Linked DNA regions of Homo sapiens: all the other regions are linked to region 2. The links are chromatin loops, found by intact Hi-C in ENCODE. Cell type or tissue: PC-9. All regions are shown on one strand. Each heading gives the region's core, and the rest is flanking DNA. Links, peaks and the distances in the headings are about the cores only. Region 1 overlaps LOC100506403 (a long non-coding RNA gene). Region 2 overlaps LOC100506403 (a long non-coding RNA gene). Region 3 has its middle 180 kb from the start of RUNX1. Region 4 has its middle 90 kb from the start of RUNX1.

Evidence for each region. Hi-C counts contacts between places; a loop is a spot of excess contacts. Peaks named below come from ENCODE experiments on the same cell type or tissue, not always from the same donor. Only the 100,000 strongest peaks of a DNase experiment are listed, where the experiment ranks them.
Region 1: it touches region 2 in a loop (9-fold over the local background); 4 of 110 quality-filtered maps call a loop at or near these places.
Region 3: it touches region 2 in a loop (4-fold over the local background); 2 of 110 quality-filtered maps call a loop at or near these places.
Region 4: it touches region 2 in a loop (22-fold over the local background); 2 of 110 quality-filtered maps call a loop at or near these places.

The regions. Positions count from the first base shown.
Region 1 is chr21:35,398,935-35,403,426 of GRCh38, forward strand. The region is part of intron 2 of LOC100506403 (a long non-coding RNA gene); the gene reads right to left. Among named protein-coding and RNA genes, the nearest start is that of MIR802, 320 kb to the right of the region's middle. RefSeq lists a silencer at 1,557-1,851. In PC-9, for the core only: CTCF peaks have their summits at 1,701 (motif pointing left) and 1,908; a DNase peak (open chromatin) is centred at 1,687; H3K27ac peaks cover 1,280 bases.
Region 2 is chr21:35,506,605-35,511,096 of GRCh38, forward strand. The region is part of intron 1 of LOC100506403 (a long non-coding RNA gene); the gene reads right to left. Among named protein-coding and RNA genes, the nearest start is that of MIR802, 210 kb to the right of the region's middle. RefSeq lists enhancers at 1-340, 1,584-2,104. In PC-9, for the core only: a CTCF peak has its summit at 1,960; a DNase peak (open chromatin) is centred at 1,957.
Region 3 is chr21:35,230,074-35,234,565 of GRCh38, forward strand. No RefSeq gene overlaps it. Among named protein-coding and RNA genes, the nearest start is that of RUNX1, 180 kb to the left of the region's middle. RefSeq lists enhancers at 1,984-3,183, 2,459-2,753, 3,866-4,492. In PC-9, for the core only: no CTCF peak of the experiment used is centred there; DNase peaks (open chromatin) are centred at 1,248 and 2,668; H3K4me3 peaks cover 398 bases; H3K27ac peaks cover 3,281 bases.
Region 4 is chr21:35,136,756-35,141,247 of GRCh38, forward strand. No RefSeq gene overlaps it. Among named protein-coding and RNA genes, the nearest start is that of RUNX1, 90 kb to the left of the region's middle. In PC-9, for the core only: no CTCF peak of the experiment used is centred there; a DNase peak (open chromatin) is centred at 2,126; H3K4me3 peaks cover 481 bases; H3K27ac peaks cover 3,841 bases.

The sequences.
Region 1 (4,492 bases), core at 173-4,172, 110 kb before region 2:
TACAACATTAGGCAGTGACTCAGTGCAAATCCTCTGAAGGCTTGAATTCATTTTGACTATTATGTGGATACTCAAATGGCTAAAATGAAAACGTCTCCGTCCTTAGCAATATTTTCAATTCAAGATCTGATTAAAAAGCAATGATACAGTCAGCAAGGGCTGTGAAGACCTCTGAACAAGGTAATGCCATCAGAAATAATCGGCTTTTTACAGAAATGGAGCGAGGTTCCCCTACACACAGACTAAGTGTGTGTATGAGTCACAAGCCAATCAGAAAGAAAAAGAGCAGAAACAGAAGAAGTTGTTTAAGAACATAATACATACTTTCAAAAAATTAAAGTTGGCATGGAAAACAGTAGCAATTTGCTGGACATCCTTACACTTAGTTTGCAGGTCACTGGTGTTTTACTTTTGGATTACAAACAGGCATTACAGGGGCCACGATCATTTTTGTGTGAATGGCCTCTAGACATTTAAAGAAGAACTTGTTCAGAAAGCAGGGAGATAAAACTACAGGAGTGAGTAGACCACAACCAGCAGCAGAATTAGGGTGAAGAGAGCCAGGCACTCTCCTCGGACGCAAAATTTAAAGAGGCAACAAAACAATGCAGGAATCAAAATCAATCATGTTTTAATGTACTATTTTTTAAAAACCAAGATCAATGCTAAAAGTCATGATGAACAAAATATCAAAATTTTAAATAAAGATGGAATCAGCGTTCCTGAGCCTTAGGCATGAACAAGCTCAGCTCAGCACTGTTATAAATCCTGTCATTATTTAGACTTTGACAGTTTGTTCATCATAGATTTTTATGCATTAATTTTGATTTTAAAAATATATAGCATTAAAATATTATTTATCCTGATTACAGGCGTTTTTGTGTGTGTGTCCCCTTAAATGATATGCCTGACCTCACCCCAGAGAGATTTAGAGAAAGCTCCATGGATAACTGCTCAGGGCAGACAGAATGCCCGAGACACGGTAATTCACCGTCTGTAAAAGCCACCAAGACACCTGCGATGGTTTCTAAAGTCTTCCCACTTCAGTGTTCCTAAATTAGCTCTAAATACTTACTTTTTAATTCAGGAAAGAAAAACAAAAATCACTGGCAAAAGTCATAGAGTTAAAATAATATTGAGAAGGATTTCTAGGTTAATACCCTGACTTCCATTTCAGAGCAAAATTTTAAGTTTTCAAACAGATCTTTTCCATCTCTGAGATTCCTAAACTCTAGCATGTCTGTGAACTCCTTATTAGATATTCAACTTTCTAAATTCACAGAGACTAAGTTTCTCTATATATTCGGCTTGTAAATCAATGAAGAGTGATTATTTTAAAACAGCATAAACTAGCATTGTTTTTACTTTTGTTTCTACGCGCCAAAAAAGAGGAAATATCCCTTAAAATGAAAACAAGTTTTCTAGCCACAGGAAGAAGACAAAATTCAAGTAACTAAATTATACCTATAAATATTTTGGCTGATCGTTCTAGGGCTTGAAGTTTTAATTAATTGGAAATATTTTACACAACGTTCAGCAATAACATCTATAAACATATAAAATGTGCAAAACTTCTAAAATGGCCTGGTCGTTAAAGTGTTAAAGTATGTGCTAATGGAAGCATAGCGAGGGAGCTCTGCTGAAGATTTCTCTATATGTCCTCACTTTGCAGCATAGGAAAGATTGCTCTGCCACCTATTGGCCTTCCTTATGAAATAGATTTAATCTTACCTGGTAGCAAGCATTTACCTGTTCCTGGACTTGGAGAAAGCCTCAACTTAGCAAACTGCAAGCAACTCCATCTGGTCCTCTCTCAGGCTTTTGGTCAAGACTGGGTCCACCAAGGAAAATAGCAGGACTCCCACTGTCACCTCTGTGGACCCACTCTGAGAGGCAGCGGATTACTCCCCTCAACTGCACTTAAGAAGGCCACATATTCACAGCACAGTGGGCCAGAGGCTGTTCAACAAATGCTTGCTGGCCCCACCTGGACACAACCAGGAATTTAGGCTGAATTAACCTCTCATTCTCCGTACATGGCCTGAACACATTAAAAAAGGATGTCCTCCCCCGAGGTGTTTGGTGGACCAGGATGGCAAAGAAATATACTAATTTAGCTCATCACTGGGTCCCACCCAGGAAATTCTACGAATGTGCGTGAGTTTACTTTGACCAGGTATCTTGACCTGGAATTTCTTGAATTAACTAGAATGAGATGAACCTAGTTGGGATGGGAACATCTAGGACAAAATGATAATTCTTTTTCATTTTCTTTTTTTTTTTTTTGAGACAGGATCTTGCTCTGTCACACAGTCTGGAGTATAGTGGTGCAATCACAGCTCACTGCAGCCCCAAACTACTGGGCTCAAGAGATCCTCTTGCCTTGGCCTCTCAAAATGCTGGGATTACAGGCATGAGCCACTGTGCCCAGCCAATGATAACTCTTGATTTTCTTTTCTTGTTGATTAAATAGCACCAACCACTAAACTTTAACCAGCTGGGTCAAGTAATCAATAATATTTGTGTTTTTAGCAGGGAAATGACTAACATGTAGCTCTAGGCAGTTGACACAGTCTTCTTGGGTATCTCTACCTCCTGCCTACCCTCCCTATCCACAATGCCACCATATTTGACAGCTTCAATGACTTCTCCATCGAGCCTCTCTGGTTCTAGTCTCATTCCCCCACCCCAACATCACCGACTCCTCCTCTAAGCTGCTTCCAGAGCGGTTTTCCAAGATGCAAATCTGGTGACATCATTCCTTCGTTTGAAATTCTTCAGCAGCTCCTCATCCCCCATCAAAGGAACCTCAGATCTTTATCATGGAATATGTGACCTTCTGAGATTTTACCTTCCTTTCCAGAGTCCTTTCCCACCAATCCTTCATCAGCCTAATCAATACTAGCAGTGGGGTGGAAGGAAGATGAGAACTGGTATAGCAGGAATGCTAAGAGAAAGCATCTTTCACTTGAATATTAAAATATTCAAGGGAGAATGAAGTTTTAAAGAGTCTTTTTGAGTCCATTAACAAAGTTAATAGAACAGAAGAACATTAGATATATGAAAAGTCCATCCATGGTGTTGTGAATCCATCCTATGTACTAGAACCACAGGAGGCAGCTGCCTGGCACGTCTTTCAGAATTTTTCAGGACATAGTAAAATTATCTTCATCCTTTTGGTAGCTTCTATTTAAAACACAACTTCAAAGGTCTAATATGACTAACTTCATTTAACAAATCTCTAAACAAGGAAAATAAGGTTTGCAGTACCCTTTTGCAATGGAGAAGTATACAGAAAGATCAAAGTATTTCCAAAAGTATTATGGAGAATTATTTATGTCTTCTAAAAGATTATATCCCTGTGCAGTTTCCTATGATAAGGACCTGGATTAACTTTGTTCTACAAAGAAAGAAAGCCTGATGTATTATATGCTTTTCCACTGCCTCCTTAAGTGGAGCCAAAGAACAAAGCATTTTCCAGGAGGAATGAAGTTGTATCTGTCCTCAGAGCTGCCTAGAGATCAAAAGAATCTTTCTAGCAGTTTTATTGGAAATTTCAGAGGCCCTTAACTAATATTTAGCTTCATAAATGATGGGTGTTACAGGGTGGGAAAAAATTCCCACTTGTAAACTAATGGGTGGTTGTCAATCATAATTTTTGAAAAATGTTACTTAACTCAAATAAATATATTTCTGATTTCTCCTTGTTAGTATGATGGTTTTCAGTTTGTTTACAGGTAATCTCTCAAACCATTGCTTATTTCTTATCTGCCCAAAGGTAAATAAATTGTGGTAAAGCAGCATTCTATTTTTCAGATGGGAAAAACGTACAAATGAAACTCTGTGAGCCTATTCAACTCCTGGGGCTGCTATAACAAAGGTCCACAAACAGAGTGCCTTAAACAACAGACATTTGTTGTCGTCGAGTTCTGAAGGCTCCAAGTCCACCATCAAGGTGTCAGCAGGGTTGGTTCCCTCTAAGGCTGCGAGGGAGAATCAGTTGCAGCCTCTCCCTGGCTTCTGGGGATGCTGGTGATCCTTGTTCCTTGGCATCACCCCATCTCCACCTTCGTCTTCTCATGGCACTCCGTGTGTGTGTGTGTGTGTGTGTGTGTGTGTGTGTGTGTGTGTGTGAAAATTTCTCCTTTTTATAAAGACGCCAGATTAGGGCCCACCATAGTGACCTCATCTTAACAAATTACTCCTGCAACCACCGTATTTTCAAATGAGGTCACATTCTGGGACTCTAGGGGTTAGGACTTCAGCATGTGAATGTCGGGGAGACATAATTCAATCATAACATTCAGGTAACCATGTTTAAGGCCATGCCTAATTTTAAAAAATCAAGAATAATCGGTTGCAGCTGATGATTCCTCGTGTGACTCTTGCCTCCTTTAGTTCTTAGAGGCCCATTTAGTCTGGGGTCATCCTGAAAACTGGTGCCAGGCAAGGGAGTCTGCAGCCACAGGAGTCTAACCGCACAGGGCTGCTT
Region 2 (4,492 bases), core at 208-4,207:
CATTGGGTCTCCAAGGGAAAAACAAAAAGAGTATGTGGTGTATTGGGGAGAAGGATAATAGTCTCTGCGTATAGGGTGGAGGGAGGAGGCATCCTGAAGATGAGCAACTGCTTCATTCATTTTTATCTCTTAGAGTAACATGTGCCTGTGTCAGTCCTTAATAACTCTTGTTCCAGAGTGTCCCCAAATCATTATTCACTTGTTTCACTAGTTTTGGTGAAAAATGATGGATCAAGGCTTCATCCTAGCTTGAGATCATTTTTGGATGCTTTTGCTGTTTTGACACCGGTATGTACAGCTGGATCCAAGGAGATACCACCCTTATATAGTTTCACTGCAGCCCACACTTGGTTTTGATTAATTTATTAACCCAAGATGCCCCTGGGGAGAGGGGGGTTACGGGAAACACCTTGAATTCTTTTGTTTTAACATTTCAGCATTGCTATTCATAGAAACTACCAAGCCTTTAAATCCCCTATCTGTTCTTGCCAGCAAAGTAAAATATGTTTTTAAGTGTTTGAAAACAAGGGAGAGTAAATGTGTTTTAAATGTATCACACACACACACACACACACACACACACACACACACACACACACACACTTTTGCCCATTATTGTTCCTGGTCACTTCTTACATCCAGAGGCTGAGAACTTAGACCTGCCCTCTGACCTCCTAAATTATCAGAGGTGAAACTCCCTTTTAAGCAAGATCTATATCTTGGAGAGTTTCCTCTCCCTCCTTGCATTCCCCAGGCCCATCTTTTCTACAAAGTGCTAGAGTGTCAGTTTTATGGGATGTTGAAACCTTCCCAGTATAAATTCTACCCGCATTATTCTTTTCAGGAAGGCTCTACAAACATTTAATAATAAAAGTGAAGTGGGTGCGACTCTTAGTTAATAAATACCTCATCTTGTGGGAAACATGAAGCCTTGAGCATAAAACCAGAGCTATCTTTTCATCTGGGCCTGTCCATCATCACAGTGCCCAAGTGCTTAATTTAAACTGCCACTTCGCCAAAAACCCAACTGGGCAGAGGATGCACTGTTCATGCCAACCACCGTAAGGCCAAATTATTCTATTTCTAGCAACAATCACCTTCCTCAGGAATCTATAATTTTCAGCTTATGATAAACCTTCAATACTTTGGATTTCCCGGGGGAAAGTCAATATTAAATTAGAAGGTAATTATATAGCATTTTGCATACAGGCTACATTTTTATAGTTACATAAATGCATACTTTATTCAAAGAGGTGTTAACCATATGTGTCCCAATTCAGTTTCTAACAAATTTCCTTTCACAAAAAAGATAAGAACTTATAATGGTCACGTAATACAGATAGGTTGTTTTAAGAGGTATGAGAAATTAAGTTGAACATCTTCTGGATATGTGCCTGATTTTGTTTGCCCAAGTCTTACCCTTTGAGCAGATGATGCAAACTATATATTAGTGACTTAGGAAATAATAGTATTTTATTATAAAATTAATAATTGGTCAGAAAGGAAACATCTGCCAATATCATTCTCCTTCAATGTCCTTCAATTCTGAAAAAATAACTCAGATGACATTTTTATTAATACTTAAAAACTGATACTTAAAAAATTCTTAAAAAAACATAATTACAGTCTGAAATATAATAGATTCTCAAAGAAAAGTACACATTCTCCTTTCCTCTTCATTTAGCATCTGTTGTTGGCCAAACAACAGATGACGCCTTGCCTTCAGGGTAAAAATCTAATTTGCATGTAGGCGCTTGAATGAAATTAAGCTCCACAAGGTGTGAATAACAAGGGGTGGCCTGCTCTAGTGACAACAGGCAGCTCTTCTCAAACAAGGACGTTGAAAGCTTGTTAGTGCTAACTGAACTACTTTGCAGCGTATATCCCCATCTGGAGGCCGACATCAAATTTGAGAGTCACAAAGAAACACAAAGGTCATTGTGGCAAACCAGGGCCGTGGCATTGCACAATTCTAGCCAGAGGCCAGACTCCTCAAAGTCTAGATGAATGGTGCCCCCTGGAGCTGTGCAGTGCACAACGTGTGCATCTGGATAGGTCAGTCCTGAGGCCAGCCGACTCATTTTATAAGGCAAGAAACTGCAGCCCAAAGAATATATATGCCTGGTTGGAAGTTAAGCAATGAGGCACATTTCAACTCAATATGAAGAAAACATTTTTGAAACAGGAAGCTGTCAAAGATGATGTTGGTTGACTCAGGAGGTAGTGAGGACCAGTTACAGGACATTTGCAAGCCTAGGCTGCTCTACCATCTGGTATGGACTTTCAGAGGGGGCTTGAAATTAAGGTGTGGGTAGGGGCTGGCCTCCATAGCTGTTAAGGTTTTTCCCAACCCTCAACTAAGGAATCCATTGTTCAAACACAAGTCTTCAGGCTACTGAGCACCAATCAAGGTATGGGGACCCTGAAAGGCAATAGAAATCAAAAGATCTATTTTGAGAGGGCTCTAACTTAACAACAGGAGGCAGCAACATCAGTGACTTTCTCAGCTGCTACAAAAAGTAAACCATCGTCAGACACAATTTTCCCATTCTCCCCCCTGCACTTGCGTCATACCCAACTTCCCCTTCCCCTCAACACTGCAGAACTTACTGATAACTAAGCCATGTCTACCCCTCTAGGAGTAGTTCAAGAGTCCTGGTAAAGACCTAACAGGAAGTAGAAATTACATATGAGCAGCATGTGTGTGTGCATGTGTATGTGCACATGCATGTGTGTGGTATGTATGTACACGTGTGTGTGTGTGCATGCACACACTGCATGGGTGTATTTCCTTAAGCCTGCTTTACAAAATCAAAAAGTACTTCCAGCATCCATATTAAGGCTGTCTCCAGCACTGCATGCCATTGACATGCTGTAAGTCACATAGAGGATGAAACCAGGGTTGGGCAGTCAAGAAGGGGCATTTGTAAGGGCTGGTGGCATGACGGCTCCCATCTGTTCTCTCACTTTCTTCAGAAGTGAAAAATTAGCCCTGGATGGTGTTTTATGAGATACTGAAACTAGAATTCCCTTAACCGCATTCATAAAACTCAAAAGGCAGGGTAGCAATTAGAAAGGTCATGGTTTTTTGGATCTTCAGTCCTGAGTTCCAATCCAACCTCTGCCACCTTGTACTGTGAAACATCGCCGAGTCCAATTAAAGTTTCTGAGCATGGATTTCCTCATCGATAGAACAGAGAAAATACCTTCTGCTGCACAGGGTTGTTGTGAGAATGAATGAGATAACACAAAAGAAACTGTGCCTGGTACCTTAGAAAGACACAGATGCAGGTGGTCATATTTCAAACCCACAATTCCTTCTTCCTGATGTCAAAGCAAACATGAGCAGAAAGAGTTGTACATGAAGAGGCATGGCTCTCTCTTTAGTAATTTTCAGCTTATGATAAATCTCCAATACTTTGGATTTCCCGGGGAAAAGTCCATATTAAATTAGAAGGTAGTTACCTGGCATTCTGCATAAAGCCTGCATTTTTATAGTTGCATAAATGCATACTTTATTCGAAGAGGTATTAACCATATGTGTCCCAATTCAGTTTCTAAACTACATTCGGTCTGTCGTGGCACTAGTCCAATAGCATTCCCAGGACTTGTTCATGAGCCAGCTTCACTCAGGCAAGGCTTTTCCATGTTTTGGTTGCCCCCTTTGAACAAAGCAGTCAACTTAGTTACATTATTAATGAAAATATCTGCACTTTTCCCCAAATATCAAACTGTGTGGTTCTTCTGAGATGCACACTGAAGAAATGAAGCAAATTCCTAGGTAATTCAAGCACAAACTGAATGGAATCCTCAAATTTCAGGCAAAGGGAACACCTTAGCATGAATCACATAAAGTAGAACCTTGCAAGTGTAGACAGGCTTATGGCATCCTATGCCACCTATGTGAAGTAGGAAATGCAAAAGGAGACGAAAGCCATCACCCCAGAGAAGCAGCTCATTCACAGTACAACGATGAACTCCAAAGCCAAATGAAATAGCATTCCTAAGCTTCCCATGACACAAGATTTCCTATCATATTCCTTTGAGTACCAATGAGGTAAATTCTCCAGGAGAATAAAAGATGCAGGGGTTTGTGGAATGTGCTATCCAGCAGTCCCACCCAGGGGCACTGGGACAGGACCCACAATGGGGCTGTCAGGCAAGCTCTCTGTCTGTCCAGAAAACAGGACCTCGGTGAGCATGGTTTTGGGGAATGATGTAGATGGTATAAATATCAACCAAGTCACATGACATCACTCCTCCCAGATCATTCTACTCCTCTCTCAGCACCCTGGCCTGTAGAGAAAGAAGAAAGAGTCGCAGGAGGAATGAGAATGTATGACAACTTTGAGGACAAGGAAAAAATACCCCAAATAAATGTATGATTGCATGTGGCCAAAAAAGAACAAAAATGTTGAGAAGGTTTTGTCATGCATGGTAGGTAGGTTCCATTCATTTACCAGGGCAGGAAAAATGTAAGTCTCTATGATCC
Region 3 (4,492 bases), core at 297-4,296, 280 kb before region 2:
TGCTAAAAGTAATTTGTGGCCAGGCATGGTGGCTCACACCTATAATCCCAGCACTTTGGGAGGCAGAGGTGGGTGGATCACCTGAGGTCAGGGGTTTGAGACCAGCCTGGCCAACATGGTGAAACCTCGTCTCTACTAAAAATATAAAAACTAGCTGGGCAAGGTGGTGGGCACCTGTAATCCCAGCTACTCGGGAGGCTGAGGCAGGAGAATTGCTTGAACCCAGGAGACAAAGGTTGCAGTGAGCCAACAAGGTGCCACTGCACTCCAGCCTTGGCGACAGAGTGAGACTCTGTCTCAAAAAAAAAAAAAAAAGTAATTTGTCACATAGAAGAGGGAGTGTCAACTGCATTATACCTCCAAATGTAAATGATCCTTAAAGAATGACTGCATGAGGAATAAGGGCCAAGTGTCATGAGAAATGTGCCATGACAGAGTGTCACAGAGGTTTCAGAGGAGGACAGTCCTTCCACATGGAGGAAGTCAGTCAGTGTGCTTCCTGTTGGGAGGAAATGCTCCTGAGAACTGCCGTGATGCCCATGAGGATGCGAGTGTGTGTGTATGCTTGTGCACCAGCCAGGATGAACGTGCACAAAGAGCAACCTCCCTTCTCCCCATGCGAAACATATGGAGAACTTGGTGTGGGTTCTTCAACTCCAAGCCTGTGCATGAGACTCCAGATAATTGTCGGGATTGCACCAGGGGGAAGGGAGGGGGAAAATCAGAAGGAAAGGCTTTCCAATCTCCCCTGATCATTTGCTTTCAATCCAGAGAGATATATTAATGGTATGAGGATAGCGGCCTTCTCAGTCTAGACTCTGCCACAAGAGAACATGCCTCCAGGTCAATCAAGAAGGGGCCCTGTGCAGACAAGTCAGGCTCTGCACTGGAAGGTCAGAGGCAGGTGTGGTTGCCTTTAGGACCTGCAAATCTTGCAAGAGACCTCTGACTTGGTCCCTGATGTTCCACCCACATGCTGTCAGAGAGATGAAGGCAGCATGATGAAAGGACGCAGACTTGGTTCTATGTGGGATAAAGCCATGTCTCAAAGCCTGGCCCATGGTGTGTGTAATCAGGGCCCTGCTTCAAAAAGCAGATGATGGGCCCCACCCTAGATACATTGAATGAGATGCTCCAGAGAATGAGGCCTAGCGGTGTGCATATTTAACAAGCTCTCTGGGTGATTCTTGTTCACCAGGAAGTTTAAGGACTGAGAAGAAGGCTATAGACAGCCAGCCAGCTCCATCTGCAGCTCTGCTGTCCAGGTGTGACCTGTATTCATCTCAGTGCCAAATGAGTCATCACAGTCTGCAAGTTTTGTGCTGAAGTTGCTAAGAAATACCGAATTTAAGAAATATACAAATATAAGATATTCTATACATAGTAAAATATATAAGAAATTAGATATATAAGAATAGCTCCATTTTGAAGACTCTACTAAGTACTTACTTAATATAGTAACTGATGAATCTGTATTGTGAGACAGATTCTACCTCCTTCTCTCTCATTGTACAAGTATCACACTTGTAGCCCATTTTACAAGTGAGAAAACCCAGGCACAGGGTTAAGCATTTGCTCAAGACGTTAATAGCTATTGGATTTAAATGTGGAGGCAGGATTCAAACATGGGCCAGCTGACTCTGGGGCCATCACCTTTAAGTACGAGGCACTGTTGTCTCCCGACAAGTTAAGAGAAACTGAACTGTTCTGAATGCAACCTTGAGCCTGGAAAATATGCTTGGGCACATGATATAGCATTGTTGACAAATCTCAGGACCACTATGGGAAAGCAAGGGTCCTAGGCTAGACCGTGTTGTTTGAGGTTTATCACATTGCTTTTGCATCTCTAGACTTCCATTTGCAAAGCTGTATAACAATAGTCTCTGTGGCATTTTCTACCTTTTGAAATCTCTGTCCCAATTGAAGAGCAAATTAAAAATGGGGCACCAACAATATAGGTTAAGTCAGGTATGAATTCAGCAAAAGGTTCCCACAGTTCCCAAAGAGAAATGCTACATTCACCTGAGAACTTCATAAAAATATAGATTTCTGGATGCAATCTCTCAGGGAACTTCATTCAGGGCACCAAAACGTCTCTTAGGAATTTTGTCACTTTTGGATGATCCCGGGGTTGAGAACAATAACCTGCAACAGTATTAGGATTTGAAAACCTTGCATCCTTGTTTTGATTTTTAAGGTCAAGTCCTCACAAGCTTTTCAGTGAGAAAATTGTCCTTTTTTTCCTCTTTCTCTGTTCTTACCTCCCCCCTTCCTTCTCTCCTTCCCTTTTCCACTCTTTCCTCAAACATATATTGAACACATAGCAGGTGCTAGGTCTTATGCTAAGTTTGGAAAATACACCTCCTGCATGAATGGAATGTATATTGTGTGTGTGTGTGTATGTGTGTGTGTGTGTGTGTGTATTTATGTGTGTACATGCACACAAGAGCATACACCCTGAGAAAGCAAGGAGGCTCACAGAGCTATGTGTGCTGCCTTTTCTTAGCAACTTTAACTCTAAAGAGTCCTGGAAAACCCAGACTATTGACTAGATTGGAGAACGATGATAAGCTCCTTCTTCAACTACTCTTGCCGGGCACCCTCATGACTGCCGTTGGCTTCTCGGCCCACGAGTCTAATCACTTGTGTTCATTCCTGGCTTGTGAGTCACAGAGGAGTCATCCCTGACCCTGACCCATAAGAAGAATGGTCATTTATTTACCCTTTGAAACGTGACCAGGTGGCTCATTAATTTTGCAGCATTAATTCTAAGGGGAAATGAGATTCCAACCAGCGTCATTAATCTTGTAAAAATACAGCCACGAGAAGAGAGCATCGATAATCAGAATGTAATTTTCTGAGTTAGGAAGTGGTCAGGACATTGGTGTCAGGGATCCGGCACATCTAAGGTTTTCATGGCATTCTCGCCAATGGCCCAACCAGGTCAAGGCAATGGTTTTAAGCCTGGAAGAAAAAGACCACTTCAAAGGTTGTTGATTCCTAAGATAGAGCTTAGACCCTTCTCTGGCAATAATAAGAATGACATCTATTGAATCATTAATATCTGGTTGTTAATCATTCTAACTAAATACTTTTTTTAACCAATACAGGTCTATTTAAGATATTGGTTTATAAAGTATTGCTGCTCAGAGTGGCTCAGTGATGGTCAGTGAGTGACCTATTTATTCACATTAATACACTTTGTTTAACTGTCAATCTTTCCATAGCCTGTAATCTCTTAAAAATGATGATGATGATTTTCATTAAAGGAAGCTAAGTCTTTTTCAATAATTCCATCTACAAGCAAAACCTCTCCTAATTAGTTTATATCCTGTAAATTCAATCCCTTATTGCTTTTGTCTTCCACTGAAACTAAAGTATTATTTAACCAGATTTATTTTTTTGTCCAATTTATTTATCCTTTCTTATTTTCAATCATTCAGTTGCAGCCTTTTTCAAAATACATTCCTATTATCTAAAGCTTTGGAGGAAAATTTGCTGCTGAGAATACATACAAATATCTGACTTCGGTGTCACCTACCTTTTATAAGTAAAACAAGCAAACAAAAAACAAAGTAATGTGGATATATACCCTATCATTTTATAGGCCCAATTTAATCATTTTTATTGATAATATAGGATGTGGAAAAGGTCTTCAGTAGATTATGTTATACCTGCTCCTAATTATTCAAGACATGTAACTAGTTATATCATCTACCACCATGGAAAGAACGAAAACCAGCTAAAGAGGGCATAAAATTAATGTATGACTTCCATGTCACAAAAAGAAGAAATGACATTGGTGGCCAGAACGCAATGCTGATGAATGAAACTTTGGTTTTGTTTCATAATTGCCTGCATTGACATGAGGGACTGTGCATTTAGCCCTAATAATCAGATAAGAATCAAGAGGCCACTCACACGCAAAGTGACTTCAACAGATCTTTATTAAAAATCTTTTCTCAACTGCTTGGCTGTATTTCTTAACACAGAGAAAAGTTTCTTCTAAAAATACCTCCTTCTTCTTGCTGCAAATCAATTGCTATTATTTTCTGTCACCAACTGGCTAATACATAGATTGTCTCTATTAAATCCATAGGACATTAAACTTATAATATGGCTTATGACATGCGAGAGATTGTGTGTCTCCACAGATTGTAGGCTTCTTCTGAAAAATTTATCCAGAACAATTCTAAGGAAAAGGTACATTTCCAACGTTTTTGTGTACTGTGGTGGGAATAACAGCAACACATCTATCCATTCTTCAGAAGGTTCTAGATAGAAAAGTCTTCACATCTTTGTTTATGGATGTCTCAACATTTCCCCCGATACCTTCCTGTGTCCATTAATACATACTGATAGGCAAGACAAAAATAAATCAGTGCTATTTATTTTTCACAGGAAATCTCATTTCCACTAGGCATCTCAACGTGTTTTGACTTTTCTCCTTTGGTTAGAGTGTCTTCAGAACATATGAAAACTGTCAAATATT
Region 4 (4,492 bases), core at 340-4,339, 370 kb before region 2:
CTGGACATTGGAAGACCCAGCTGCACAAAGACTCCTTCCTGTGAGAGGCTTGGAGAAGACTTTGCTCTAGACACACAAGGGAGCCTGTGGGAAGGTGAGAGAGATATCCCTTCTCATTCCAAGCCTCTACCGGGAGGAAAGGTTGCTCCCAGAGTTGGGGTTGTGGAGCTGTTTATCAGGGTTGGGTCAGATGGAAAAACAGAGGACTGTATGTAACCTAAGGTGAAGTAAAGAATCTAAATATGCTCAGAGAAAGGCCTGGCCTTTTGCTCTCAGCTTCTGGGAAGTGATCTGTGCCTTTGGAATGTCATGTCTGATAGGAGTGGCTTTGTTTGCCTGCAGGCCTTGGACCAGCCAGATAGTGACAAGGTGATTTTGGGTGGGGCCTTGGGTCACATCAACAAGCCTTAGTGAAGATGGGGGCTTTAGGTCATGTGGTCTCAGCTTGGTCTGAGGGGCTGGGAACTGAGCCCAGTTACCTGGGCAGCCAGCCATGCCTAGGTGGTGATAAGACCCCAGCGGAGCCCCTGGATGCAAAGGCTCGGGTGGGTTTCCCTGCGTGGTGTGTTGTTGCACAGCATGCTGGAAAAGTGATGCTGTTGTTATTCACAGGGAGAGGACGATGGAAGCCCTGCCTTTGGTACTCTCTGGGTTCCGCTCTATGTGCTTCTTTCCTTAGCTGATGTTAGCTGCATTCTTCCCGGTAATAAACTGCAATCACCAGTGAATAGCTTTAGTGAGTCCTGTGCTCCTTCTAGTGACTTATTGACACTGAGTGTGTTTTTGAGAGCCCCCTGAACTTGAAATTGATGTCAGAAGTGAAGGTGGTTTTGTAGACACTGTGGCTCTAACTTTGCAGTTGGATAGAGGTGGCAGGAGTTCACCTGTATTTTTTTTTCCCCTAAAGTAGGGTCTAATTCACCCCCATCAAGAGGTGTATTCTAGAATTTGCACACGGACCCCTTTCTTTCTCATTTCTGTGCTTTTTAACAGAACCACTAACTCTTATACCCTCTCGGCCATACATTATCCACTCACATTATTTTCATTTGAATCACATACTCACGTTAGTAATTCCTTCTTACTTGTAGCTGATGAAGTTTGTTTGTTTATTTATTTATTTATTTATTTATTTATTTTAGGTTCTATTAACATTGACATACCAGGCCCCCAATACATGTGAGTTCTCATCTCTATTAGTTTTCTGGAGCTGCCATAACAAAGTACCACAAATTGGGTGACTTAAAATAACAGAAATTTATTGTCTCACAGTTCTGGAGGCTAGAAGTCAGAAATCAAGGTGTCGGAGGGCCATGCTCCCTCTGAAAACTGTAAAAGAGGCTTCTTCCTCATCTCTCTCATAGCTTCTGGTGGTTGCCAGTAGCAGTACTGGGCACTCCTTGACTTGTAGATGTATTATTCGAATTCTCTGTCTGCACATGGCCCTCTCCCTGTCTGCACAAGGCATTTTGTTTTTTTAAATAAGGACAACTATCACATTGGATTAGAGACCCACCTTACTCCAATGTGACTTCATCTTAACTCATTACACCTGCAATGGCCCTATTTCCAAATAAGGATACTTTCCATGAAACTGGGGGTTAGGACTTCTATACACATACACAGATGTGTGTGTGTGTGTGTGTGTGTGTGTGTGTGTATAGGAGGACATAATTGAGCCCATAACCCCATCCATTTCCCCTCATGAAAGATAAAGCTAAGTATGTGAGCTCCTGCGCCTCAGTTCCTTCCTCTGTGAAATGGGAAAGATTATATCACCACTTCCCATCCTGGGAAAGGATGAGAAGAGATACAGCCTCTACATGCACAGCACTGGGCACACAGTGCAGAAATAAGAGCTCATTGTCTCTGGGAGGACTGTTTCTAAGTAGGGTGTTTTCTAATGCATTTAAGTTCATTAAAAGCCAAGGTGTGCAACGACACTCCCCTCACCTGTGCTTTCTCGTCCTTCTGCCACCAGGTGCCAGGGGAGCCAAGAAGAGCAAAACCAAGGAGGCATTGTTTCCTCCAGAGCCTCATTCATCAACTCGCTCTGAACAGTTAGCACGCTCAGACAGTCATCTTCTGCACCTTGCCTTTCCCTGTGTCTTGACTGAGGGCTTATCTGAGAGCCTTTTGTTCAGGCTCATAATTATTCAGTGACTCAGGAGCCCACAAGCATTACCCACGGAGCCAGACAAGACCAGCAAGCTCTGAGGACCACCTGTTCCAAGTCATTTCCTGTGTGGGCGGCAACTTCACAGGGCTGAAAATACGAGTTACGGTAAAAATGTCTTCAACCCTGGCGCGCTGGATTGTTGAAACTCGATGGAATCTTGCTTGATTATGTTCAGGCCAGACACATTTCATTATCATTCTTTGCATATATATTAAAAACTCTAACCCCTTTACAAACAAATGTTCTCAAGGGGCAGACAGCACACCCTTGCCTCATGACATTGCTCTAATAGAGAAAACACCCCAGTGTTTCACCCATTAGGTCAGATCCACGAACACAGAGTGCAGTTGGGAAGGATGTGGGCAGTAATGAAGGTGGTGCTTTTTGCTCCTGTGGGTGCTATGGACAGGTGAGGGTTCAAGGATATTAACAACAAATTTTAAGCCATACCTTACACTACATTGGAGCTTAATCAAATTCTCTGTTCACAGTATGCCTAAATTGGCCAATGGAACGGAAAAAAAAAAAAAAAGCAACCCACCCCCAAGAGTTATTTATGTCATGTAGACAAAACCTGGGTTCGTTGACTGATTATTTCCACTCTCTAGTGATGGTCGTTGCATTTTCACTCTGAGTTGAATTGCTGCATTTTTCCATAAATATATCTGCTCCTCTGGAAGAAGCTTTGTTGCTTAGCCTTATTGCCCTTCACGTCTGCCTTTCTGACCTCATAGACTGTCAAGTTCTTAGTTGGTGACTAAAGTATAAAAGTAATTTCTTTCTCTCTTTTTTAAAATTATTAAAGCCACACATGCTCACTACAGAAAAGTTAGAATGTAGATATGTGTGAAGAAAAGAAAAATTAGCCATTAGGCCCACAATCTAGGGAAAACTCATTTTGGGCATTTGGATGGCTTTAATATGCATTCACTATTAAATGATGAATATGATATTATACATAGTATACTAATATATTATGATGATGGATCAGTGCTGATGTGTTTTAACATAAATGTATATGTTAGTAATGCTGCTGTTTTATCTTAACAGTTTTTCAAACTTGCATTGTTTTGCCCTTCAGCTAAAAGGGTAGGGAATTTGCTAGGGATATAAATTCATTAATCATAAAAATTATGTCATAACAGCCTGCACAGAAATCACAATAGGATGCAGGACATAGATTAGACTAGAGTTGAGATTCTTGCCCCAACCACAACTGTTCAGGCTTTGAAAAGAAAACAAATCTTTTTTTTTTTTTTTTTTTTTGAAATGGAGTCTCACTCTGTCACCCAGGCTGGAGTGCAGTGGTGCGATCTCGGCTCACTGCAAACTCCGCCTACCAGGTTCACGCCATTCTCCTGCCTCAGCCTCCCAAGTAGCTGGGACTACAGCGCCCACCACCACACCCAACTAATTTTTTTGTATTTTTTAGTAGAGATGGGGTTTCACCATATTAGCCAGGATGGTTTTGATCTCCTGACCTCATGATCTGCCTGCCTTGGCCTCCCAAAGTGCTGGGATTCCAGGCGTGAGCCACCGCGCCAGGCAGAAAACAAATCATTTTTAAGCACTGATTCTAAGTCAGCATTGCCCGGTTAAGCTCTTACATTTTCACCAGAAATCAACCCCCGAGACTTAGCAAGTTTGAGTGACCTGTTCCCAGTGGTGCTGTTCTGACGTGTCTGATGTCAGATCAGAAGCTCAGGCCTTCCAACCCAACGCATAAACTTTCTTTTGGTATAAGTATGTTCTTTGTATTGCTTATACTAAAATAATTATTTGTTGTTCATCTGAAATTCAAAGTGCATGGAGGTCCTGTATGTTATCTGGAATCTCAGTGGAATGAACTAGGGGTTTTATAATCAGCATTTGTCCCTACTGCTGAGGCTGTGGCATGTGAGCTGTTAAGTATTTTGACCGTATCCTTCTGCAAACACTGGACCATTTTGTCTTTCATGCAGCCGACTTATTTATGATCAAGGAGAACGGTATAGGGAAATAGACCCAAGTTCATATTACAGGAAGATTGTGTGACGTTACAGAAAGAAACATAACCACCTGGTTAAAACCTTAGCTGTGTGATCTTGTACTAGTTACTCAACCTCGCTGAGGCTGGGATTATGCAAAATGGGGCCAAGCACACCTGCTTCTCAGAGTTTTGGCCATAATGAATGAGGTAATGCATACTATCCCATAACGGGCTCTCAGCTGCAAAGGGAACTGTCTTATCTACACTTATAATTTAGTCAAGTCAACTAAAATGCTGACTGCTCCAGTCCCATACCTACCTCCCATACACCCCAGTGACTGAAG